2 separate regions of the Homo sapiens genome follow, and region 1 is linked to region 2. Evidence: chromatin loops called from intact Hi-C (ENCODE). Cell type or tissue: B cell. All regions are shown on one strand. Each heading gives the region's core, and the rest is flanking DNA. Links, peaks and the distances in the headings are about the cores only.

The links. Peaks named below come from ENCODE experiments on the same cell type or tissue, not always from the same donor. Only the 100,000 strongest peaks of a DNase experiment are listed, where the experiment ranks them.
Region 1: a loop joins it to region 2, with 2.2 times the contacts of the local background. A loop is called at or near these places in 3 of 110 quality-filtered maps.

Annotation. Positions count from the first base shown.
Region 1 is chr6:69,831,209-69,839,560 of GRCh38, forward strand. No RefSeq gene overlaps it. Among named protein-coding and RNA genes, the nearest start is that of COL19A1, 31 kb to the right of the region's middle. In B cell, for the core only: CTCF peaks have their summits at 4,694 and 4,895; a DNase peak (open chromatin) is centred at 4,693; H3K27ac peaks cover 798 bases.
Region 2 is chr6:69,927,661-69,936,012 of GRCh38, forward strand. It overlaps COL19A1 (collagen type XIX alpha 1 chain), which reads left to right. Exons shown (of 51, transcript NM_001858.6): 5 at 249-372; 6 at 1,765-2,040; 7 at 5,123-5,203. Among named protein-coding and RNA genes, the nearest start is that of COL19A1, 65 kb to the left of the region's middle. In B cell, for the core only: no CTCF peak of the experiment used is centred there; no DNase peak of the experiment used is centred there; H3K27ac peaks cover 2,201 bases.

The DNA of each region.
Region 1 (8,352 bases), core at 273-8,272, 96 kb before region 2:
CTTAACCTGCCTAACTAATGACACAATTCACTTATCTTGAAGTGGAAATTTTAACACAGTTAAGGATTACATGTTCTTTTACTTCCTTTCTTATCTATCTTGGATTTAATTATTTAATTGTACCTGACTCTTTCCAATATGGGGGAAATCATTCAAAATTCAAGCTGAATATATTGTGAAAAGAGTGACTTTAGCCCGTACTAGTGCTCCATCGGGCACCCATGCCACTGTAAATTTTCTTGAGAGCAATATATGTCCAGGAAACAAAATCATACAAATGCATAAATTTGCCCCATAAATGTAGGACAGAGAGATCCTTAGCTATCCTCCCTCACCTTGTCATTCTCTTTATGTATGAGTGGTACCATTAGAAATAACTACCCTTTCCCAAGAATTAAGTCTCTCAATTCTTCAAGCCCTTCAAACTACTCCTGGGGATTGGCCACTTATTTCCCCAAAGCCTTGTATTCAGTGGGTATTTCGTCCTAGATGATTTAGTAAATAATTTGATGCTGTGATTTCTGAAGTCCTATCAATTAATATAAACAGGATTTTCACTGTTTTCCATTCCACCCGGGCACATATTAGACCCTTTGCTTCCCTCCTTTGTCATGATAGACTGTGGTCTGCAACCATGTCTCTTCATTTGCTCTATCATTCGGCCAACGAACTAACCCTGCTTGATTTAAGCAGAAAATGGATTTGTTAAACAGGTATTGGGGAACTCACACAACTTAAAGGCTATGCAGCAAGAAACAATGATTAAATCACACCGTAAATGTAGTCTGGTGAAAACACAATTGCCACCTGTGCTGTGCACTTAGCTGGGAAAGAGACTATTTCATATTTTCAACTTTAATGGTGGGAGGCAAGTTCTGCCTCATGTGGTGGGAATTCTACAAACATGGAAAAGAAACTGTTGTGTTAGGTGACCATAAGGTGCACTACACTGTGGCAGACAAAACAAAAAAAAGAAAGAAAAACCCAAACTCCTTGATTTGGTCTGCATTTTTTAATAGTGGATATTAGTAGATATATTAATTTTGAATGACTTATATCCTATCTAATAATTAGCAAAAACCTCCATGTGTCACATAAATTTATAACAGAACAAAATGACAAATCATGGACTCTTGTTTTAAAACTGTAGAGGATTGGATCAAAAGTATCATAGGGATGATATGAGGATTTTCAATTTTTCAACATTTCTATACTCAATGGTTCCAGAATTTACACCACTGAACATTCCAATAGATGTCCAGTGGTTCCAGAATTTATAAAGAGGAGTATAAACCAATGAGAAATTAAATTTCACTTGATAGATTTAATCATTTCCATTAGCTTTATTTAGGTTTATTGTTCAGGTTTCATTGAATTTATTTTCATGGAAAATGTAAATATAAAAGGGAAAATGTTTGGATAGACTACTACAGTTCTGTGTTGTGCTGCCTATTCTAGTTTAAAGGATAAATAGAAATCAATGAGAAGTGTGCTACATCTATGGGGTTGTCATGTTTCTCAAGAGACATGAAATGACATATCTCATCCTGCTATGCCAGCATTCTACACATTCTGTCAGCTATGACTTGCTACTGAGATTGGCCTCTGCACCTCTTTCAACTCTGTGCTTTAGCTGATTCTTTCTGCCTGCTTTCAATTTTTTGCTCTTGTCACTGTCTGGTCACTCTCTAATAGCAAATCAACATTGATAGACAAGATTCCATGTAATTCAAGACTTGGATTGTTTCTATCATTATAAAATGCACATTTAACATGGAACACTTTTGTAGTTTCAAGATATCATTGGTAATTCATTAACATTTTTACTAATAGAAAGTTGCTTTTCCCAGAGAAATTTAGAATTAGAGACAAATTCCCTCTAGCAATAACCAGAGACAAAACCAACTTAAGAAAAACAAGACAAAAAAAGAGAAGTTCCTTGGCCAGGCAAGGTGGATCACGCCTGTAATCCCAACACTTTGGGAGGCCTAGGCAGGTGGATCGCTTGAGCACAGGAGTTCAAGACCAGCCTGGGAAACATAGTGAGACCTTGTCTTTATTTTTTTTAATTTAAAAAATTATATAAAAAAAGAGTAGTTCCCAAAACATAGTATAATTGGCCCTCTGTATTCATGGGATCCATGTCCTTGGAATTAACCAATGATGGATCAAAATATTTGCATCTGTACTGAACTTATACTGACTTTTTTTCTTGCCATTATTCCCTAAGGAACACAGTCTAACAACTACTCACATAGCATTTACACTGTATCAGCTATTATAAGTAATCTATGGGAGATTTAAAGTATACAGGAGAATGTGCATAAGCGATATGCAAATAGTAGCCCATTTTATTTCAGGGACTTGAGCGTCCTCAGATTTTGGTATCTGAGGGAGGCCCTGGAACTAATCTCCCATAGATACCAAGGGATGATTGTACCTGTTTTAGGATTCTTTCTCATCAGATATTGTAAGCTTATTCATCATGATCTCAAGAGAAACAACTTTAGATGATTGATCAAAGTTCCATGTGTTTGTGCATTTGTTTCTCTATCAATGTGGCCTAATTGTCTTATCTACCAACTGCTGCAGTAATTCCATAAAGATTCGATCCCCCTCAACTTTTATTTGCTTTTCTCTTTAACTTTTGTATTTCTAATGATTCTAAGAAATTTGCCCTTTTGGAGTATTCACCGCACAGGAGCACTATAGTTCATATATTAGTTTTGAATTTTTTATCTAGATGAGTAAAAATAAAAAAGTAGAAACCTTTAGGCAGTTATATATTCAGAGACTGTTTCTGTATTGTAGAAAACCATAAGATAAGAGCAATTTTGTTTTGGAGAAAAGAATATATATTTACAAATTAATTACCTTTTTAAAAAAACATATTAGGTAACTTTGCAAAGTAAGATATATATGCTCCTATTTGTAAATTGGTTAACAAATAGCTTAAATCCTTGACATTTCAAATGTTTGCATTGAGTCCCAAAAACCAATTTGAAAATAAAAAGCATAATTAAATCTGCCAATTTTATTCAAATGTCCAAAACATTCTAGTTGAATTTTGACAGAGGTGATCATTCCACATTTTGTACCTTACTAAAACTCAGAGTTGTCTTATCTGGAAAGCCAGTGATTTGACAATTTTCCTCTTGCTCCCCTAAATTTGCTTTCTTATTGTCTGATAGGTGCACTTTTTACCCAGAAGTGGCTCAGTAATGCTTGCTTTGGATTACAGTCCTAAGCAATATTTTTGAAAAGATTGGAAATAAAATTTCTATAGAAACTAACAATATGATACAATGTTGAAAGGTTGGAACTGGACTAAGGGGATTATTTAAGAACAACTGATAAATGTGTTGAATCCTCTTCAGAACAGTGTATGGTTGGGTCAGTTGGGATGAGACTAATTCTTCAGGGTGTTGTAGAAGTGGCTATACTGAAGGATGCTTTATTTTGCCCTTCATCAGGTTCAGTATTGCCTAATTATGTTTTAGCTCTTGAGAAGTGTCAAATGGCCTGAATACTAAGACTTCGCTGCTCCCAGTAGCCACTGAATCCTGGCATTGGGTAGTTAAATATTTTCCTAGAGTAATAAACACATTTTCAACTACACGGCAAGAAGAAAAAAATAAACCAGAAGTTTAATTAAGTATAGGTAGAACAATTAAGGAATAGAAAAATATAGGTTAAAGCACTTAAAGTGGCCTCTTACATAAAGCTTGTTGATAATAGGTGATATATTAAACAGTGTTTTGAGATACTACTGTCCTACATAAATTTAAAGTATTATAATTTTGAAGCATTGATGACATTTTTCAATGTGAAACTTCCAAAGATTTTTGTCAGAATAATCAAAAGTGATTACTCTTTTTGTAGCTAATAAATATTTTTAAAGGTTATGTAGGAATATAACATGAATACTATGGTGAGTTGTCAAGCATGAAGGATGTCTTTTTATGAACAAAATTCCAGTTAACTAAATCAATCTGTGTTCTCATTCTTTTAAAAACCCTTGTAAAATTTTATTTCCTTTCTTTTAATTATTTCTAAATAGTTACACATGCACAATAAACTCAACTGGAGGAATATTTAAATTGACCAAAAAGGGCAGTACAAATGATTAGCTGAAATGTATAATGTAATCTTTAAGCCGTGAAAAAATGCAGATAGCAAAAACATTTTGTTTTAAAATATTTTCCATTCAATACTAAAAGATACTTTTGGTATTAAAACTGTTAACTGGAATCTTGTTCTTTTTATAAAATACTGATTTTATTAAAATTAGATTGTTTCTAAAATACACTGGAGTTCATTATACACCAAGATTACACTTACTGCGAATTTATGCTGCTGATTCATAAGCACCAGAGAACGAAGTTCATAATGAAACCACTGACATCATTGTGTTTAAATGTACATAAACCTTTGCTATTATGATCTGTTTTATATTTCATATTTACCTATGAATGATTTATTTTCCATAAGAAACTCTAATATGGCAAATGAACAACAGCTGTTGCAAAGCGTGCTTATTTTCTGAGGGAATGGGGGAAGAAACAGCCAATTTAGAACTTTAACCAATAAACTAAAAACACTAAAAAGTAAGTTTTCCTTCCCCCTGCTGGGAATTAACTTTACGTACCATTGAGAATCAGAAGACTTGGTTGCAGTTCTAGAGGCCAAAACTAGATGGTGCTCTACAGTTGTCAGTACTTCAAGTCAATTCCAGACGTTTAGAGTAATGGAATTTAAGGGCTTTATTAAGGATGTATTTCATGAGTTTCATATTTGATTCTTCTTCTTTCTTCTTCCACAGACTTTCTTAGGGGATAAGAAAGTGGATAACATTCAGAATTAGCATGGCTCTAAGTGCTTTACAAGCATATTTTTCTCTTTTGATTGCCTTAGTTATTTCCTGCCCCACTTCTCAGCCCTTATCCATCACTTGTAAAATTATGAGACATACCAGTATCAGATGAAGAAATAAAGCCTAGAGTAATAGTTAAGGGAAATATTTCGTGTTATGCAAGTCAAACTCTTGGCCAGAATTAACATTCAGGTCTTTGCTTTATCAAGACTAGCTACCTTACCTAACAAGGCGAGAAAGTACAGGCAGTAAGACTAAATTCTTTTTGGGGAAGGAGAAGAGCCAGTAGTAACACATGGTTGTTGTTTCTTCCATCTTCATAGCAGTTTTTGCTCCCTTTCCTGAATATTCTCATTGTTCCCTGTCCACCCTTCTGAGGATATGTTGATAGAAGAGCAGAAAAAAAGAATAGGAAGGGGGATAAAATGTTCACAAACAAGCATACTCCACATGCCAGGCACTGATTTAAACATTTTACATATGTTTTCATATTTATCTTTTGAAGAAATCTAAGAAGGCATAAGTGAATGACCTCCCTTTTACATATGAGGAGTTTGGCACTCAGATTAGTAACTCCTCAAAGTCAGTAAGTAAGTGCCATTCTAAGGATTTGGCCATAAGTTTGTCTAATTCTAGAACCAATCGGGTTTTCTACAACTACAATTGTGACATTAAAAAAAGAAAACCCAAAATTGGTTATAGTCTCTTTCCTAGTGCCTGTTTACATTGAGCATGGCATGATTCTAGGTTTATACTGTTCAATGTACTGTCCTATGTATTATCTCATTTAATCTAATAGCCAACTCTATCACACTATGAATAAAAGTGAAATTTCCAAACTTAACTCTCTAATCAGTGGCAGTGCCTAGTTAACAGCCTAAGTATTTTCATAATAAATTTTAGTTTTACAGTAGAACTTAAGCACATGAAAATGATCAACTTGTACATTTTTACTATTTGCTTTATTTCTTATAATTGATATAAATGATCTTAATTTACAATTTTCCTAGTCACTAAGGGATCAACAATATGTATTAATACCATAATTTCTCAAAAATACAAATAAAAACTCTTCCAATTAAATTTTTAACAATTGTCTATGTTTACATTCATTATACCATATATACTGTGAAGAATATAAACAAATAGAAGATGATTTTTTCCGTCAAGTTTTTAATAAATGACTGGGTAAGACATATATGAAGATTCATTCATTAAACACTTAATTACTGACTACTGTGCAAAACCATCCTTGACACTGCAGGAGCCAGAAGGACAACCAAGTCAGAGCCCCTGACCAAAAGGACTGATGAACAAGGACGTGCCCAGGTACTGCCACACCCAGTCATGGATTCCTTTGTCTAGACACAATCTTGGAGAAACCACTTGCCATTTGAGGGAAATGCCATTGAATTTAGGATAAGACCTTCATTTCCTGTTCGGTATATTCAAAACCCATATCAGAAGAGGAACTCTTAAAATTGCCCCATCACCAGATGTAAAGCCAAGTTTCTTCCTTCCTCAACCTTCCACCTACTTTTGCCTCGTTTGTCATGATTGCCATGTATTTGGAGACTTGAAGAAAGTGTTTATGTAAGTGTAATTCATTGTTGATTGTGTTGCATGGCTTAAAGTCTTTAGTTTCTCCATTGATTTCTGAATATTATCCACTTTCTGATTGATAATTCAGAACCTTAGCAGCTGACCCCCATGTGACCTTTATTTTGCTCAGTGAGACCATTTTCTAATGGCTAATTATTAGGATGGTCTTATTCCTAACCAATTTGTCTTTTCCACTTCTCCAATTCGTTCCACTAAAATTATTTTTACAGTTGACATTTTATAGTATTTCATTAGCTTTTCTGAACCTTTGATTACAATACTATCACATAAACTGAGAATGATGTTCATACTGAAAAGAAAAGCTATTGTTAACATGTAACTTTTGTCAGAAGTGTAATTTTTAACATTGTCATTTTCCATGGTAAGTACAGGAGCCTTGATGGGTTAAGGATCAGTTTTACTTTCCTTTATTACAGAACAAATCTGGAATGTACTCCCAGAGTCAGAAAGTCAGTGAACATTGGTGTCTAAGTAAGTTAGTATTATATATATACAGTTGACTTCTGGCGCCAAAACTTCTTAGCCGTCTAGGTCAACTTTTATTCCTTGTACATTACAAATAACTGCGACACATTTTATCCCATTAAGTCTTCATGACACCCTTGTGAAATTTCTTTTTGATTTTTTTAAATCTCCAAATTATCCAAGAAGAAAGAAGGCGTTAAATAAATGAAGGGATTTTCCCAGGGCACACAGCTATAAGACACATGGAACTGAGATTTCAAAATTAGATCTAACTCTAAATAGAGTACTAACAGCTCCTAGTTATTTAGCACCTACTATGTTCCAGGCATGGCTCCACGTACTTTATAAGCATTAACTCAAATCTCACAACAACCCTTTTATGGAGGGAATATTTTTGTCCCCACTTTACATATGAGTAAACTGAGGCATCAAGAGGTTAAGTAACTTCTCAAACTTCCACAGTTAGTAAGAGGCAGAACCTGGCTTCAAACTCAGGCTGACCTCTGTTTTGCTAACTCTTTGTATACTACCTGATAGGTTTAATAACCACTTTGGCATCTCATAGAGGTGTTGTTAGAATTTAATGGCATAAAATGTACCATGGCTGTTTGTAAGGAATAAACATTTATCAGACTATGTGAAAAAAAATTTGAGGTCAGAAATGAAATACATGTACATTTTATTGATGATGCACATTCCACCCAGATAAAGAATATAAGACTATAATCAGGAGACAGCATCAGAGAATATGTGTTGTGAACAGCTTTTCCTTCATTTACCATTTTTTCTTCAGAATTTCTTTGAGATGGTTAAGGAATCTAGATCAGAAATTTTAAGGGCAGGAAACACAAATATTGGAGGTCACAGGTCTAGTTCATATTATTATTAATCTACTCTAATTCTGCTCCTATTTTTGTTTTTAAATTATTGCCTTCTCATAAAGACTGGTTTAAATTGCCTTCTTGGAAATTCAGGAGCTTACAAAAAAATTTTTTTTAAAAGAACGAAAATATCTCTTCCATTCAGACTCCACAAATACTGAAATTTCACCACGGGATTAATCTTTTTTCCCTTATTTTAGATGTTTTTTACATCACTTCCGCTTGTGTGCCATTGCAACTTTGACTACTTCTGCATCAAGCTTTTTAGGACATTTGGTTCTGATCAACTCCCTTTCTGATTTCCTAGCTCTGTCTTACAGTGGAAAACTCATTTATTTTTGCCCTGGGTAAACAACTTATGCTCATTTATAACTCAAAGCTACCTGGGCAATTGGGTGATTATTCAGTGATCTGAATATAAACAACCAAAGTAGATAAAGGCTGGAATAACTTAAAAAATTAAACTTTTTTAATTACCCAGTCTTTCCAGGTAATTGTCTCACTTCAGCA
Region 2 (8,352 bases), core at 236-8,235:
CAATATCTTGTTGAATAAGGAAATGTCACAATTTAATACTGTAATCTCTTCACTCATTTTTATACACTCCAAACTTTAACAACACTGTACCAGAAGATTTTTTAAAAGGAAAGAGAAAAGTGCATAAGTTACACATTTACTGAGAAAAATATGACTGAGATATTGTGTTACACAGAACTTTATACCTAGATTTTATTTTCTTGCAATCTCCAGTTTCCCCACAAAAGTTCTTTGTTTTCCTCCCACAGTAAGATATTTCCCAAAGGCCTTCCTGAGGAGTACTCAGTAGCTGCCATGTTTCGAGTACGAAGAAACGCCAAAAAGGAACGGTGGTTTCTGTGGCAGGTTTTAAACCAGCAGAATATTCCACAGGTAAAGTACCATTAGAGTTGTGCTCATTAGTTTTCCTTGTGTAATTAAGCCAGGTGAATTATTTGAACTGGTGCACAAATTTGCGAGTAGATCTAGTATCCAAATGTTCTATCCTTTAGAGGGATCATCAACAAGAAAATGCAAGTATTCTCGTAGTTAGGATGGCCTTGCTGAGATCCATAATATGAGAGTATAGTGGTAAACATAGTGTTAGTTTTTGTTTTTATTTTACTTCTAGGTCCATATTTTGTTTAAAGATGTAAAACTGCCTTCTCTTTACAACTGCTTCATTAACTAATTCTTTCTAAGTAACACATTCTTCATCTTCCTTCTGTCGTCTCTAATGTTATATATTATTTTTAAAGCAGTTTATCATTTCATTGGACAACTCTTGGTGAATAAAGAGTTGAGACTTAAATATTTATCCCATCAATAAAAATTTATGGAACACATACTATATACTAGGTAGTGACAAGAAAAGAGATCTGAAAAACAGAATTTGTATTATCAGGGAGCATAAGGCGTAAGGAGATGACATCTAGGAGAACAACATAATATAGCATAATTATGTTGAACAAGTGCAGTGGTAGAGTTAAGCTTAGTGTTGGGTGTGGACAATGGGAGCACCGAAAGGGCAGCTCATCGGAATTGGGGGATGGAGAGAGCAGGAATCTAGGAGAGCATATAGAAGAGATGGCGTTTGGGCTGCAAAGAAGGAATGCTGGCACTCCAGCGAGGGGAGAGGAACCTCAAAATTACTTGTTGGCACCATACATTAGTTTTTACTTGTGTACATATCCGTTGAAATGTTTTAAATCATCACTGATCTTTTAATCTGTTAATACAGCTACAATTTTATGATGAGTAGATCAACCAAGAGTATGTCCTCTATAAAATGTGTTTTCTCTGTACCTTGCAAAGTATCAATGGTGAAAGAATTGATCTTAGCTTCCCTACTTAGGGAAATGATCACATTCTTAGTCTTCTTAAATTGGTAACCTTAAATTCCTGTGTTACTAATACAGAGCAATAATTTATATATCTTATAAAATTTTATCTATAGTGTATATAAATTATGTATATATAAACTTATAAATGGTTTATATAAACATTTAAAATAACTACACACACACACACACACACACACACTCTTAGATGTTCTCTTAGGAAGGAGCATATTACATTCACCAGAATGCCCCATTTCTAAACCATTTTTGTAGTGGTGTTTGCTGTTCTTTTATTTTAACAAACCTGGTGGACACAAGTGTCATCTAAAATATTTTACTAAGTGCCTCAGTTATACTAATATGCATCTTGAGCTTTTCTTTGTGTGCTTTAATAATTTTGAACATTGATTTTTAAAACATTTAAAGATACTTTACATTTTTGCAGATTTCTATAGTAGTTGATGGTGGAAAGAAGGTGGTGGAATTTATGTTTCAAGCCACAGAGGGAGATGTGTTGAACTACATTTTTAGAAATCGAGAACTCCGTCCTTTGTTTGATCGTCAGTGGCACAAACTTGGCATTAGTATACAATCCCAGGTCATTTCACTTTATATGGATTGTAATTTAATTGCGAGGAGGCAGACTGATGAAAAGGACACTGTGGATTTCCATGGACGGACAGTTATTGCTACGCGAGCTTCAGATGGCAAGCCTGTGGATGTAAGTTGTGATGTTAGTTGTGAAAGAGAACTAAAATTTCTAAGTAAAAAAAAAATCTTATTAAAAACATTCTTCTTTTATTACTGTGTAATAGATTCCCTTCTCATCAATTTTATTAATTTAATTAATTTGCCGTCAGATGTGTGAAGAACAGCTATGTTATTTCCAATTGTATTTTCACATGTATTATTTTCACTCCATTTTATACCCATTTTCTCCAGCCTGGGAATTTAAAATAATTAGGTCATGCCTTAAAAAATTAGATTATTAAAAGTAAAAATTGAAAATATGATACAAAATATAAACTTGGTCTAAGTTCATATGTTTTAAATAGAAAGGGCTGGAAAAAGCTGAAGTTCAAATTAAATGGTTCCAGGTTATCTGCTATTTTCATTCAAGAACAATAGACTATTCATCCTTACAATAGCAATTACTTTGTATTGCAGACTATTTTTTATAAGCGTATAATGGTTTTTCAGGGTTCTATTGTACAGAAAAATTCACTAAATGTATTAGTAGGTCATTTGAAAGAGAAAAATTGCCTAGTAAAACCCTTTTGGATAAAAAGTTACTTTAAATATTACATTTGAAGCTAACATGATATAGATTTATTATTGATTTCCCTAGAGAACAAGGTCTGTAATCTTAAAAAAGTTAGATATATCTAAATTTGATGGCTGCACGTTTTCTTAGTTTATTATGTATAAACAGTTTATAGTTTATTTCTTAGAGTTTTTGCAAGAATGAGATCCAGTCTTGGACCTCAATCTAAGAAGATTGAGTGTTCTATGTCCTGTGTCTCATTAACTTCTCACCCAAGGATAGAATTGATCCCGGGCTAGGCGCAGTGGCTCATGCCTGTAATCCCAGCACTTTGGGAGGCCGAGGTGGGCAGATGACGAGGTCAGGAGATCGAGACCATCCTGGCTAACATGGTGAAACCCTGTCTCTACTAAAAATACAAAAAATTAGCCAGATGTGGTGGCACACGCCTGTAATCCCAGCTACTCGGGAGGCTGAGGCAGGAGGGGGAGGTTACAATGAGCCAAGATCATGCCACTGCACTCCAGCTTGAGCGACAGAGCAAGACTTTGTCTCAAAAAACAAAAAACAAACAAACAAACAAAAGAATTGATCCCACAATTTGAGGCTAAAGAATATCACGTGAATCCTTATAAAAAGGATATAGGTAAAAACCGTGGTATTACAGTGGTTTCATAATTTCATGTGGATTCTTGGTTCATTTGAGGATAAACTTGAAGGCATGTCACAATGATGCAATATTTTTGGAGATAGTCACTGTTTGAGTTAAACAAACAAAATACATATTTTTATAAAAGATTCTTGGTTCTACTGAAACTTTGAATGGATTAATTTTTCATCATCTCTGTACAAGCTCTGTGATTCATAAGATCTGTTATGGTGTGAAAATGTGTTTATTTGGGCTGTGTGTTATTGAAAAAAATTATCATGATTTAGTTTTATTTCACCTATCCCACCTGTGTATTTTTGTGAGAAAGTGACAAAACTGATATGAAGATTTTTTTTTAAATCAACTCAGCATTTTGACAAGCATCAGTACAGATTTAGCCTTAAGCATTCTCCTTCTAAAGCACTATATCAGTGAAGCATTCTAAAGTAATGAATGAATAAACAAAGCATAAACTATTCTGACTGTCATTTCAATGTCATGGAACTCAATCAGGTTGTAATCCTTTGAAAATTGATCATCTATCTTTAGTTAAGTAAAACAATTCATAAGCAGGACCTGGTACAATGGATGGTACATAATAGGATTTCAATATTTATTGACTATTTTGATAACAGTGATAATAAAAAAGTTTAGTTAAGAACAATATTAATTAACTAGAGTTCTCATTCTTCATTCTAAATAATTCATATGTTACTGCTGGTATTTCATTATACTATGTAAGACGGTGTATTTAAATTTTATAAATAAAAATTAACCTTAATAACCTTGCAAAAAGTTACAGAACATAAATCATTACATTTCATTTAGTCTCATGATTTTGCATTTTCTGCAAATCTTAGGCTGCTCATGAATCTGTAAGATGTCTGGAGTTGTTAACGCATTCTATGAACTGCATTGATTTTGTTCATCTGAGGCGAAAAGTAAAAGTTATAGATTTTTCCCCCCTTTTTGCTTTTAAAGTTGGAGTAGAGATTCACCTCTAATCACAAATGCCTGCTTTCTATTATTATAAGATTAATTATTATAAGATTAGAGTTGGGTCTTTCTGTATAAAGTACTTATTGACCTCAAAATAATGCATTATTTAATACATTTCAGTGCTTAAAGAATTCAAACAGCCTATTTAAGAATTTATTATATTGCTATTTTATCAATAATCAGTACTATTTACTTTTTCTTAGGTGTTGATTTCATCTTGCATTTAAAGGCATGATTTTACTTTCCTTGAACTACAGTTAATTTCATGTCCAAATGCCAAAAAAAGAGAAATCTGCTAAGCAAATAGAAGGAATCAATTATTTTTGTAAAAAGGTTGTTAGCCCTGCTTAGATTATACCAATATAATATAAAATCAATAGGTTTTAGGCAGAATTCGTGAAATATAGATAAAAAATTTTTTTTCCTTGTTGGTAAGTGAACACCTATTTCAGTGCCTCAAATAGGAGTCTGGAAGTACAAATAAAGCCTTTCTCATCATGTGCTCATATCTTTGATTTTACCTTTTCTCCAATTTTTTTTTTATTTTGAAATGGCCTCATTTTGTGGGCATTCTTTACTGTAGTGTAAAACAATAGCTTTTTTAAAATTAAGTACTTCTATTTTATTGTTTGAAACAGCTAGCCAAGGTTTGCAATTGCTTTCATTACCTGATTTCCTTTATCTATAGATCCATCTCTATATCCAACTCTATGTCTCTCAAGTAGTCCACAAAACAATGAATCCTACATTTAATAAAAACATTAAAATATCCACCAGTAATTTATTTATATTAGCTTCCTTTTTCTTTCTGATTAAATTACTGTAGTTCTTAACTGCCTGAATGTGATTCCAAAAAACTAAAGATGTTTCTTATTACTAATTTTTTCATAGATTGAACTTCACCAACTTAAAATCTACTGCAGTGCAAACCTCATAGCTCAAGAAACATGTTGTGAAATATCAGATACTAAGGTAAGTTAATTTTCTTTGCATATGAAGAATGAAGAACGCCAATTATCTTTTAGTGGCATAGTTTGTAGAGTCCAAATGTAGGGTAGCACTGAGTGTGTTCTGTTGAAGCCAGGTGGGTAATTTATTCCTAGTAAGGAAGCATTCATAGTGCTTTCTCATGGTTACTTTCAACAGTTTTAATCCCAGCATTTCACCCTTAATTTTGAGGGTAATATATACTCACTTTGAACTCAGTATAACTTAAAGTTATGCCTTTCTTCCTAAACTATGTTCTGACAGCAGCATCATTTCCAGTTACAGAAGTTTTAAATCTGTGATCATACTTTATTCTCACTCATTTTCCTTTTCTACCCTGTCACCCATCCTGGCTAGCTTTCCTTTGACATAGACTTTTCATCCTTATCTTCCATTTTCCTGTTACTGCCAAAGTGTACATTTACCTCGTGTCTGGGATATCAATCATTATTGGATCAACTGCCTTCCCTATGTCCTGCCCCTTTGCTTTGCAGCATAACCAGAATAAGTCTGAGTCACTGCTTTGTATATTCATTCACTCTCTTCCAGCAAACACTTTATTCAGAAACACTGACCTTCTAAACACTGTGCTAAGGAACAGGGCTAACAAACATGATTAAGGCACATTCCCTGCCCTCTCTTCATGTCTTTCTCTTAAGTGACTCCTGTTGGAAGTGAAATATAAATGCAGTTTCTCAGCCTCTCATTCTAAATATTCCCAACCTAACCATACAACTGTTACTTACTTATACCAATCTTTCATTACAAGAAAAATACTAAATTCAATACTTTCTGTATCTCTCAGTGTAATGGCCGTGTGTGCTATCTTATATTACTAGGTGTAACTATATTTGTTTTTAAATTGATTTAAGTACAATTCAGACTCAGTAAGGGAAGTTTTACCTTGATAAACTTTTTTATTCCTAATGCTTCATTTGGAAAAAGTAGACAATCATTGTTTGATTTATTGACTTACCAATTACTAAAAAAGATAAATGGGACAGAAAGATATTCAAAGGGGACTGGTTCTAAAAAAAAGTACAGAAAGAGCATATGAAAAGTGCAAGTAAAAGGTGAAAATGTCTTTTCTTTGGATCTTAGATTTCATAAATGTTCTATACTTGCCATAGAAAATTATATGAAAATTTTATCAACAATTTATGATTCAAAAATATTTTTGACTTTTGTAGCTCACTTTGGGTAGTGAAATAAGAATGTGACCAAAGCATAGCTTAAAGCATAGCTTTAGTGACTTAAAGCATAGCTAAGTCTTTCAAGTATTATATGTTTTGCTTTTGTAACTTGGCTTTATAAAGCATATCTCCAATCCACTTCATGTATCTCATTCCAAGTAAAATGCCAGCCAGCCAAATATCTTTCTATAAATATCTGAAAAGATAATTTAGAATGCCAATCTACAGACTTGAAATACCTAGACTTCCTGGAGCTACACATTTAAATCTTAAAGATGTTAATTCCCCCAAAATTTTGTTTTTAATTATGCTTTTTTGATGTCAGAGTTTTTAAAGTAATAACTTTCTCTGGTTGTAAAGTAATATAATGATATTTTGATATATCTGAATATTATATAATTAGCCAGTAATCACTGCCCTTTATCATTATATTAATGTAATAGAAACTTTCCACCTGATTTATGAGGAAATTGTTTAAGAAGTATAGGTGATGAATTGGGTGGAATGGTTGGTAATTCAAAGCAGTGACATGATCTCACACATTATGAACAAAAGATTTTTAAATCATATTTTGAAAAGATTATTTGGGAGTTAGTTTTAAAGAATAGAACACAAGGTAGGAATTTATCTCTGACTATGGAAAAAATAAGGAAAGACTGTATTTTTGCTGACAATTATTTGGAGGGGATATCACCATTCATTTAATGACTAACAAAAAATAGAAACATACTACATTTTATGAATAGGAATGTACAGTTGGAAGGATAAATAATTATATAAAAGCCATTTAAATGCATCTGCTCTACTTCCAATACGAATTGTATTTATTTTCTTTTTTGTTGCAAAATGTTTTGAACTCAGAAATTTTTAATGTAGTTGCTTAAATATCTAATTTTGTCCTGGAATTTCAAATCACACATGTTTTCTGGTTGTCAATATTTTATAAAGCATTTCAAAGGCAACATTTTTTAAAGATCACCTATAAAGATGCTTCTTTGTTTCTATTGGATTTTCAGTTTCTAAAGTAGTTAAGTTTCATGACTCTAGATATAAAAAGAATGAAGAACAAATATTAAGAGAAGGATGAAATCAGTAACATTTGTTGAAAATAAATGAGAAATGTGGTTAAATTTTTAAGGGCTAATACTGAATATGTGTCAAATCAAAACCAGAGGTTTTACGAGGAGAAGAGTCCTTACTTGTATGTTTGGTGTTGCCTCTAGGCACTTTTTGTGGAGTGTGGACAGGTTTATGGTGAAGCCTGAGACATACTTTTAAAGTTATTTAAATCCTCAATTTAATATAGTGACTCAGTTATCCAGAGCAGAATTGTGAATTCTAAGTGGGTCTTGGTTATCTGACTGGAAAGCCATGAGGTAAGAACTGGCTGAAACATCATATCAAATCAAATGAGATGAATGAACTGTTTTGGTAATAACCTTGTTCCATTCAAATATACAATAGTTTTTAGACTTTCAAATTTGGGAACTTGTTAGGATAAATAATCCTGAAATCTGGAGAGAGTAGATTTGAAAGAACTAGTGGTGGATACAGTAAACTAGTTGCTGTATTTCTGGGTGTTGGTTTTGTTACAGTTTTTATTGTAATTATCAAAGAATTCAACTACTACCAAGTTTTTTTTTTTATTTCTTATTTCCAACTTTTATTTTAAGTTCAGGGGTACATTTGCAGGATGTGCAGGTTTGTTACATAGGTAAACGTGTGCCATGATGGTTTCCTGCACAGATCATCAAAATGAATTTTTGTTACAAAACTTATCTATGTTTACTGGAAAATATAGCCAAATCCATAAAAGAAAATAAATATCAATCATGATTTCAACCACAGTAGAAAACCACAGATAATATTTTAGTTTTGTATCCTGAAAATACTTTACCATGCATTTATAATTTGTGGTATACAAAGTAATGTATTAACTCT